Regions from separate parts of the Homo sapiens genome. Here regions 2 and 3 are each linked to region 1. A link is a contact called in ENCODE Hi-C or POLR2A ChIA-PET data. All regions are on one chromosome and are shown on one strand. The core of a region is the stretch at or near the end of the contact, and the rest is flanking DNA. Distances in the headings are between cores, read along the strand shown. Region 1 overlaps ZDHHC3 (zDHHC palmitoyltransferase 3). Region 2 holds the start of ZNF35 (zinc finger protein 35). Region 3 holds the start of ZNF197 (zinc finger protein 197).

Region 1 (3,359 bases), core at 272-2,771:
CCGTGCACACCCACCAGTCTGGGTAGAAACTCCAACAGCTCTCCCAGGAGCATGGTAACCAACCCCAGGCCTGCATCACTGGCCATGTGTCTCCTCCACAGAAAAGTAAAAGGTAGCTAGTTGGTCCCCAAATGGGCTGCTTTCCTCCCTCTGAAGCCAGAAAGCTTTTCCTGTTGGGATTTATAAGTTGCTCGGGGGCAGGGGTGAGAAGTTGCCTGGCATGAGGGAGAATGCAGCACGATACTCCAATGGACCCTCAGGCAAGTCCCCTAACCTGATGCAGTGAATGTGCCAATACTTCTGGGCAAGATGCACAAGGCGCTTCTCTGGCTGCATCCAGCACCTGGCCTGCTGTTCCTCTTCTATGTTCCCACAGGTCCAACATCATGCTGCCATGCTACCCTTCCAGGAAATACTTGCCACCTGGGCTCTGAACACAGCACATGCTCTGTAAGGCTGTTGAAAGAGACTCCAGAAGGGAATACCAATTGCATGTTTGAAGTGAGCCCCAATATTTCCACTCAATGACTTTTGGCAGCTGAAATGAAAATCAGTGGCCGGTAGTGGTCTGAGATAGTCATGGAGGTCTGTTTACAGCAAGGTGTTCACAGAGTGGGATTCAAGAGGGGTCGGGGTGGGGGAGCAGGTAGACAGACGAATTTTCTTTTCCTTAACAATGTGGTTAAATTGACTATAAATCCAGTCATGCACATCATGATGTTTCAGTCAATGACAAGTCCCTCAAGATTATAATACTATGTTTTTACTGTACCATTTCTATGTTTAGATATACAAATATTATCGTGTTACAGTTGCCCACAGTCAGTATTCAGTACAGTAACACGTTGCATGGGTTTGTAGCCTAGGAACAAGAGGCTATTCAATACGGCGTAGGTGTGCAGTAGGCTGTACCATCTAGGTTTGTGTAAGTACAGTCTATGATGTTTGCACAATGGTCAAATTGCCTAACAACACATTTCTCAGAACTTATCCCCATCAAGTGACACATGACTGTATATTCCTCCTTTTCTCAAGTCTCAGATTTGAAATAATTTATGAAGTTAATAAACGATAAGATCCAAAAAAGGAGGGGCAAAAATATACTGATCATAAGGGTTTATACAATTACTGTCATTGTGTAACACTTGGCTTTGAGCTTCCTGGCAGCCAGGACAAAAAGAAACAATCTACATCTGTCACGTTTAAGCATCTTCTGGGAGACAGACATTGTCTCAGAAATAAAGAAGCCCCTCAGGATTCCTGAGGGAGCTCAGAGAATGAGGAATTTGGAAAAGAAAAGGTGGTGAAACCAAGAAATGAGGAAAAGAGAGAGAAGGGTAGTAAGATAAGGGTTTCTGAGTCCAGTTTGTCTTCAAGAGGCTGCCTCCTCAGGACACATGGAGCCATTCTAGACTTATAAACGTCTAAAGTGTTTCCAGAACACAGAAAGCCCCTATAATGACATTACACAACCTCAGAGTGGGCAAGGAGAAGGCGTCAGGAGACCAAACATGAGCCTGACTTGTGCTCCTGCCCACACCCATGCTGCCTCCAGGCCAGCCTGCCTGTCAAGTGAGGCACCTGCCCTGCTCCTCTGTCCATTTGTCCTCCTCCCTCTGTTTAGAGACCTGTCCCTTTTGCCCTATTTCTCAAACGGCTGTCTCACTTCCAAGGGGGCTGTTTACAAATCTGTGAGTCATTTCCCACTTCCCTTTTCTTTTCAAGCTCTATGTGGACCTATCTACTGCTACATTGGAGTAAATCACTGAAAAATGGTCCAGAAGGCTATAGTGGTTGCAATTGTTCAGATATTACACTTGGAATAATTATTCCAAAGCTGAAAGTGGTAAAGTAACTGCTTGAGGGAGACCACAAGGTTTTTATATATATATATATATATGTATATATATATATTTTAAACTAGTAATGATAACAAACCAAAGTGATACACAATGCATACATTGCTTATAACCTTTGGATATAAACTGTTCTGAAAAAGTATGTGCAACATGAATTCTTGAGATATAAAACATAATCCCATTAGGGAACTCCTTAGAACCCTGCAGTGACCACTTTCTAAAAAAAGACGACTGCAATATTAATAAGGAACCCCTAACTTACCTGCTTATCACCTGGGCTTCCAACTCTGCTCCTTGGAATCCCAGGGTGCCCCAGCAGTGCCTTAGGAGCTCCCGCTTCTGCAGCCCCACCTCTCTGTTTTGCATACTGGGTTTTGCATGAGATATCATGTGCTGGGGATGGGCAGAGGCAGGTGGTAGCATGAAGACCCTAAAATAGGGCACATCTATAGAACATGCTCTCAGTTGCTTCCCTTACTAATGGTAGATATTTGACAAATTCTTCATTTTTGGGGCCAGTTATCTTTGGGGCTACCAGCAAAATACACCTCTGGGAAGCTAACTGTTGTTTAGGATACAGTCTGTGCCTCTCACTGCTTTGGGATTGGAAGCTGGCAACACACCACAGTGAGAATCATGCTGTTCTGCATCCACTGCAAGGGCCAGCTGGCCAAGGTCCCTGGAGAGGCTGTACGCTTCAATGCAGTGGGTAAAGAACCCATGTATGTGAGGGCAGTGGGAATGCCAGGGCAGAAGGCTCCCCTCTCACTGCCCAACATCCAGTTCCCTGTTTTCACATGCCTTACAGAAACCAATGACCTCCACACACACTCTCTCCAACCCTGATCCTCCATCAGCTCCAGACTGACTATCTACTGCCCACCTAGCATCTCTCCTTGCACATAATATAGTGGCAGTCTGACTAGAACATAAGCCTTGATTTCTCCTCCAAAATCAATAATGGGCACCAGTGCTCCCCAGGCTGCTCTAGCTAAGACTCTGGAAGGTATACTCTCCAATCTCTCTCCATTCTGTCAGTTCTGAACTGCATTCTCAGGCCTGGCCTGAGAGGTAAATGTGAGGGAAACGTGGGAGCTCTAAAGCATTCGAATACCCAGGGCCCTGCCCCCAGACCAATTATAGTAGTCTCTGGGGGTGAGGCCCAGCCATCAGTACTTTTAAACAGCTCTCCAAGAGATGGTACAGGCAGGATTGAAAACTAATAGCTTAAAACAGACTCCAAATCCAACAGCTTCTCTCTGGTTTCACTGCTCTCACTTTGGTCCGAGCCACACCATGTCTTGCCCGGACCACTGCAATACCTCTAGTCCCCCTGCTTCTACTTGTAACACCTTGAACCTCCATTGCAAGCACAATGCAAATCAGATCACACCCTGTCTCTCTGAAGGCTGCCGGCTGCACTTAGAATAAAATCCAAAGTTCTCATGAGGCCTACCAGGCCCTGCACAATCTGGCCTCTGAGGCCCTCTTCACCTCTTC
Region 2 (3,319 bases), core at 355-2,854, 310 kb before region 1:
TTAACAGTAATAAGTAAATACAATTAGAAAATAAGCAAAAGACAGACATTTCACTGAAGTATAGATAGCAAATAAGCAAATGAAAAGATGTTCAACATCATTAGGCATGAGGGAAATGCAGAGTAAAATCGTGAGATATCACCTATCAGAATAGCTTAACTTTTTTTTTTTAATGGTGGTAACTGCTGGCAAGGATGAAGAGAAACAGGATCTCATACATTGCTGGGAATGTAAAATGGTACAGCCACTCTGGAATATAATTTGGCAGTTTCTTGTAAAACCACACATGTATATGTCATGCTTCAGGAATTGCACTTCTGAGCATTTATCCCAGAGAAATGAAAACTTGCGTTCACACAAAAACCTGTATACGAATGTTCATAGCAGCTTTATTTGTAATGGTCGAAACCTGTAGGCAACCCATATATCCTTCCTTAGGTGGTTAAAACAAATTGTGGTTTATGTATTACCATGGAATACTTGTTACTCTGCAATAAAATTGACTTATTGATATCCATAACAACTCAAATAAATTTCAAGGGAATTAATGCTGAGTGAAAATAATCACAAAAGGCCATATTCTGTATGAAAATATTCATATAACATTCTCAAAATGATAAAACTATAGAGATGAAAAATGGATTAATGGTTGCCAAAGGTTAGGGATGGTGGGAGGAAAAATGGGGAGAGGGTTGGATGGAACTATTAAAAGGTAGCACCAGAAAGGTCTTTGTGGTGATGGAACACTTGTGTATCTTGATTGCAGTGGTGGTTACACAAATCTATAGGTGCTATACCTATACACACATACTGTACCAATGTTGATTTCCTTTTTCATTTTATGTAAGATGTAACCATGAGGGGAAAGTGGGTGAAGGGTGCTATCTTTGCAACTTCCTGTGATTCTATCATTTCAAAATAAAAAGTAAAAACCAACAATGGCAACGAAAACCCAAAACTAAAGAGCTGTAACCAACTAAAGTGTGTGAAACTGATTTGAAAAAAAGTTATAAAATACATGTTTTAGGACAGTTGGGAAATTTGAATATGACTGGTTATTAGATGGTATTAGGGAATTTTTGTTGATTTTCTTACCTGTGACGGTGGTGGTAGTTTGAAGAATATTCTTAATCTTAAGGGATGCATGTTGAAGTATTTGGAATGAAGTGTTCTGATGTTTACAACTTTCAAAAAAATGATTTTAAATATGTATTGAGAGATCAGGCAAACATAGCAAAATGTTCATTGTTGAGTCCACATGGAAAATACGGGTATTCAATGTGCCATACTTTCAACTCTTCTGTACTCTGATATTTTCAAAATAAAACATTTGAGGGGAAATTATCAGGGCTTTCTACAGATTAATGCTGTGTAGCTTCAGGCTCTTGGGTGCGCGCCTCGCCTGAGTGTCTCATCCCTGCTTGGGATGCGCCCCTCCCTGAGGCTCACTTAGAGCTTCCAACAGCACAATCCTCCTAAGCGCTTCTGCCCCATCCCTGGTCTGGGGCGACATTGGACACCCATCGAGAGGAAAGCACCTCCGAGGTTCCTAGAGAGGCCGGCTTGGCGACTTGGGGAGCCGGAAGCCCATCCCGAGGCACTTCCTGTCCGGTCATTGTTCTCGTGCCGGTAGAAGCTGAAGTACCGGTCAGCCAGCCTCCTGCTGCAGAGCCAGTGAACTCAGGTCGGGCTTCTCAGCTGCGCACAGTGAGTGGGGTCGGAGGGGGTGGGCACGAACGTCGAGGGAGAAAAAGGGGCTCTCCCAGGGGCCATGGCCCTAGGAGCGGCCCCTGCGTCCTTTCCCCGGGGACACCAGCCTTGTCTGTCGGGGTGCGGGGGGCAGTGAGTTCCCCACCGCCTCGGAATCCCGGCTGCTGCCCACCTGGGGCCTGGTCCGGGAGAGGATGCACACGGACCGGCCAAGGGGCCAGATAGGTCCCAGGGACAGGGCCGCGAGGAGCCTATACGTGGAAAGAATGGATTGCCACGTTTGGAAATAGAGAAAGGACGTTGAAAGGGAGCCTTTGATAGAGGGCCCTGTGCCGTCTGGGACCGGAGGTCCGTCAGAATCTGATCAGAAGTCTGATGAGAGTACTCACTGTAGGCAGTCTTATACACAAGGTGGAACTAGTCTTAAGGACCTTCATACCAGATTGAATTCGGATAGTGATGGAAAGAATAGTCCTCCAGAATTAAGGTTTGTCACAGGAATGAAAGTATTGCATTACTTAATAAATTCAGTGTATACAGTAAGTGGCCAGTAAGTTGACATGGGGAAAAGAGTATGATCACTTCAATAGCAGCAACAGGGGATTGAATAAGATTTCGCACCCTTTTCCAATAAAACATTCAAAGGGGGTTAGAAAGAAAAATTTCAATCTCTTCATAAGCAATCAAACTAGTAAGGTTATTTTGCTCACAGGTTAAAAACAAAAACCCTGCTGGCTTAGCTGTGATAAAGGGTTACTGTCAATTAGTGGGGGTGTGAATTGGCATGGTGCTTTTGGAAAGCAATTTGACAGTACATATCAACCAGCAAATCCTTGAACCAGTAATTCTCTGATTATTCTAAAGGAATAATTCAGCAAAAAAAAAATATTTACAAAGAAAAACTTTTAAATATTAATAAAATGGAAATATAAACTTTTACTAAATAAATGGTTCATAAATAGAATATGATTAAGTAAATGATAATATAGCCACAATTTAGAATACTATGCCAGAATGAGGTAGTTCTATATGTGTTGTATTGAAAGATTGTTAAGACTATTGTGAAATACGGAAATTGAGTTAAAAAACAATGCAGGTTGCTGAACAGTATATAACTGTGATGATCTAAAGTATGTTTTTGAAAAATAAGCAATATGTGTGAAGGTGAACATATAAGTATGTAAATGCAGAGAAAATGGGTTAGGACTCCCATCTAAACTGATAAGTACTTTGTGTGTGTGTGTGTGTGTGTGTGTAGTGTGTGTAGGTTATATATTTAATTCTATATATTTCTGTATTACTTGATCCTTTTTCAATGAGAGTGAAGATTTATCAACACCATAGGTTATTGTGTAGCATTTAAAATAAGCATGAAGAATGGCAACATGAAAGTAATCTTTTTTTAAATCTTAAGTGTAATATTTTATCTCACAGGACATTTGGAAGCTATGGAAAATGTAAAAATCAAACAAAAAAAATGAAAAGAACCTTAAAACTACCTGTAATTACACCATCCAGAGTTAACTACCCACTGCTAACACGTTGGTATAAAGACTCCCAGTCTTTTTCTTGGGATCCTTTTGTTCACATTATTTTGTATCCTTGGCAA
Region 3 (3,197 bases), core at 205-2,704, 330 kb before region 1:
ACATTCCTGGAGCAATGTTGTGTACCCTGAGTGCTTCCCCCAGCTAATTTCTCGACTTTCTTTTATTAGGTATGACAAAAATGACCCAATTCTTATGATCAGCTTTCACATTTCTTAGCATTTACCACCACCTGACACATTTTTATATTTGTTTTCTGTTTATCCCACTAGAAATGTAAGCCCCATGAGAACAGAGACTTTACCTCTTTATCTATGTCCCTAGTGCCCAGAACAGTATTTGGCATATGGCAAGTACTCAGTAGTTGAATGAATGAATGAATCAAGGCTGAAGTTTAAGTATGTTGTTTAATGAATGCCAGGAGAGAACATAAAGAAATAAACAGAATAAGCCTGGCACGGTGGCTCACGCCTGTGATTCCAACACTTTAGAAGGCCAAGGTGGGGGTGGATCACCTGAGGTCAGGAGTTCAAGACCAGCCTGGCCAACATTGTGAAACCCCGTCTCTACTAAAAAAAAAAAAAAAAAAAAAAAATAGCCAGGCATGGTGGCACGTGCCTGTAATCCCAGCTGCTCAGGAGGCTGAGGCAGAAGAATCGCTTGAACCCGGGAGGTGGAGATTGCAGTGAGCCAAGATTGCGCCACTGCACTCCAGCCTGGGCAACAAGAGCAAAACTCCATCTCAAAAAAAAAAAAAAGACATAAACAGAATAACATGAACCTTGCTCATTGAATAAACATTCATCTACAACCTATATGGCTTCAGCTTTGTACTAGGTGCTAAATACATGGGATCCATGCAGACATGGCCTTTGCCCTTTTGGAGACTTGTTTCAGCCATAGTCCCATATAGGGGTGTCAGTTCCAGAAGTCCAAACTTAAGAGACTGAAGACCAAAGAGAGGATCAGAGTGCCAGTTTCCTTTATATACACCTGACTTTACCCAGGGCGATGGACAGCTAGAATAACCTCTTCTTTCAGGGGAGAGATGTCCCTACCATTTGCACATTACCTTGCACCATCAACTTGATTATTATTTAATATCATAGCTCCAATATGTCATCATGTGGGCAAGAGATACACCACAGTAAGCGAATTCACAAGAGGGTGATTTATAAGTCATGTTATTATTTATAGTGAGAATTGCATAAGTTCAAGAAGAGACCAGAAAAGTCACCTACCAGGTCATTCAGACGTGAAGGTCACTCCCTATCAACCTCAATTGAAATGCAAATCAAAATAGAAATGTCCAACTCTCTTAGGAGGCAACAGGCATCCTGAGACCCTGGGTCCTGTCTTTCATCTCTGCACCCTTCCGGTCTGAAACAGCGGCCAGTTCTTGTTCGATGTAAGGAACACTAGTACCCAAGGGCTCAGGAGTTCCGCCTCTCTTCCCCAGTTCTGGGAAAAGAAACGAACCATAGAGATGTGGCTTCCTAGAGATCCGGGATGAGGGGCGGGGTGCAACCGGAAGTCGCAGTATTCTCGGCTCGGCCATTATTCTGTGCCTCGGCTGCCGGAAGGGCTCGTTCCTGTGTCATCTCCTAGCGGCCTGGCGCCGAGGCGGCGGTACGCAAGGCTGGAGCCGCAGCGGGAGCCCCCGGTGAGCGGGGTGGGCTCGGGGGCGGGTGGGCGTGCAGGGAAGGCGGCCCGGGACGCGGGCCTGAGCTTGCTGGGACTGCACAGCCCTCGGTAGCCTCTCCCGGGCCCTGACCCCCGGCATGGTCCGTCGCCAGCTTCGTGTTGGGGTTCGACGTCGTGGCCTCGGCTGGGCAGGCAGCCGGCCCGAGGGAAGTACTGAGGACAGCAGCTCCGAGTCTGTGTGTGTTTGTGGACCGGTGCTCCTGTCTAACGGACTCTGCTGGCGCTTTGAGAAGAGCTGCCTCAGTAGCCTGCTCCCCCAGCTCAGGCCTTTCTGCTCTTCCTCAGTCTTGTCTGAGGCTAATCCACAGAAACATTCTGAGGTTTCCCTATTACCGGTGGCGCCCAGACTCTTGAGGACGGATTTTTTTGTTTGTTTGTTTTAAGGGGTGGAACGATTTTAGCTTTTTTAGTCTTTTAGTTTTGTAATATAATGGTATTTAAAAATCAAACTTGAAAAACTCAAACTTGAAACCACCCATACCAACATTACTTCAGGCAATACATTTTAACACAAAGTACTAAGACCGTAAACTCAGAATAAATGCTGGCCTTTGCGCGCGCGCGCGCACACACACACACACACACACACACACACACACACACTCATTGCCAACCTGTCAGCGACGATTGTTACTGGTTTTCTCTTTTTGCAGCTTACCAGATTAAAGCTTTGTCGTGGACTGGTGTTTGGAAACTGTTGTTTTAGAACAGTTTGGGTTGTTTGGGTTTCATAAGTTTCTTCGTAGATGGAATTGTTTTGGACTTCTGGAATTAGAATCCCTGAATTCAGAATTTGCTCCCATGTCTCAGTTAGCTAAGTGGCCTTGAGTGGATTCGCTCCTCTGATCCTTTTGTTTTTTTTAACTTCTGCTTTGAAAACCTTTTGTGAGAAGCTAATAAAATGTATGTTTAAGAATTTGTTATTTTTATGTTATTTGAAAATTATTCAAAATTCTTTTTAAAAATTCCTTTCCATCACCCCCAGATCAGTTACCAAGGACTACCAAGTTTTTCTCAATTGCCTTATCCCTACTTCGTTTAGAACTTAAGTCATGTGTTTAGACTATTAGAAAAACCTAACTGACCTTTCTTGATATCCAGCCCTCCCACCCCCACCATTTCTCACTAATAGAGTCCTGACACCACTTAAGACTCTCTTCATGCTCAGAGTGAAAAAGGTCTTTCTAATTGTGGTACAGTACCCAGAAGTCGTAAAAGATTGACTGCATGGCAAAAAACACTTTAAGCAAAGTCACATGGCATATATAGTCACAAAGACACTTGACAAACTGAGAAAAATTTGCAGCTGCCATTGTAAACAAAGGACTAATTTTCCTGTGATAAAAGTGTGTACAAATTAACAAGACCCAACACCTCAATGGAAACATGGGCAAAATATATGAATAGTTACTTTAAAAAATATACAAATGACTCTATATTAATTCGTTCAAAATGCAAGTCAAAAATTTGGCGAAGAGCACAAACTTTGAGAAACATATTGGTGAAAGTGAGGAAAGGCACTCCCATACAGCTGTTTCTGATGGGAGTATAAATTATAAATTGGTTCAATCCTAGTGAGGTCAAATTGGCAATA

What was found. Hi-C counts contacts between places; a loop is a spot of excess contacts on that map. ChIA-PET counts read pairs that join two places held with the same protein, here RNA polymerase II (POLR2A). Pooled maps may share reads with other maps.
Region 2: a pooled map shows a loop between it and region 1 (2.3-fold over the local background). The contact joins the promoter of ZNF35 here to the enhancer-like site in region 1. A Hi-C loop is called at or near these places in 1 of 50 pooled maps. POLR2A ChIA-PET finds 5 or more read pairs at or near these places in 3 of 52 experiments (CD8-positive, alpha-beta memory T cell, PC-3 and naive thymus-derived CD4-positive, alpha-beta T cell).
Region 3: a loop to region 1 is called in a pooled map, with 2.2 times the contacts of the local background. The contact joins the promoter of ZNF197 here to the enhancer-like site in region 1. A Hi-C loop is called at or near these places in 1 of 50 pooled maps. POLR2A ChIA-PET finds 5 or more read pairs at or near these places in 3 of 52 experiments (HEK293, activated CD8-positive, alpha-beta memory T cell and naive thymus-derived CD4-positive, alpha-beta T cell).

The regions. Positions count from the first base shown.
Region 1 is chr3:44,953,577-44,956,935 of GRCh38, forward strand. The region is part of intron 2 of ZDHHC3 (zDHHC palmitoyltransferase 3); the gene reads right to left. Among named protein-coding and RNA genes, the nearest start is that of ZDHHC3, 21 kb to the right of the region's middle. Within about 2 kb of position 1,522, at least 9 of the 41 ENCODE cell types and tissues checked have a DNase peak (open chromatin) inside an H3K27ac peak, as active enhancers do; they include PC-3, where a contact is called at or near this core.
Region 2 is chr3:44,647,128-44,650,446 of GRCh38, forward strand. It overlaps ZNF35 (zinc finger protein 35), which reads left to right and starts at 1,605. Exons shown (of 4, transcript NM_003420.4): 1 at 1,605-1,707. It overlaps ZNF660-ZNF197 (ZNF660-ZNF197 readthrough), which reads left to right. Exons shown (of 8, transcript NR_147692.2): 8 at 1-1,344. It overlaps ZNF197 (zinc finger protein 197), which reads left to right. Exons shown (of 6, transcript NM_006991.5): 6 at 1-1,344. All of the region lies in intron 2 of ZKSCAN7-AS1 (ZKSCAN7 ZNF cluster antisense RNA 1), which reads right to left. RefSeq lists enhancers at 1,290-1,849, 1,728-1,897, 1,978-2,087.
Region 3 is chr3:44,623,582-44,626,778 of GRCh38, forward strand. ZNF197 (zinc finger protein 197) reads left to right here and starts at 1,455. Exons shown (of 6, transcript NM_006991.5): 1 at 1,455-1,562. All of the region lies in intron 2 of ZNF660-ZNF197 (ZNF660-ZNF197 readthrough), which reads left to right. The region is part of intron 2 of ZKSCAN7-AS1 (ZKSCAN7 ZNF cluster antisense RNA 1); the gene reads right to left. It overlaps ZNF197-AS1 (ZNF197 antisense RNA 1), which reads right to left and starts at 1,216. Exons shown (of 2, transcript NR_046658.1): 1 at 1,141-1,216. RefSeq lists a silencer at 1,459-1,808 and an enhancer at 1,788-2,290.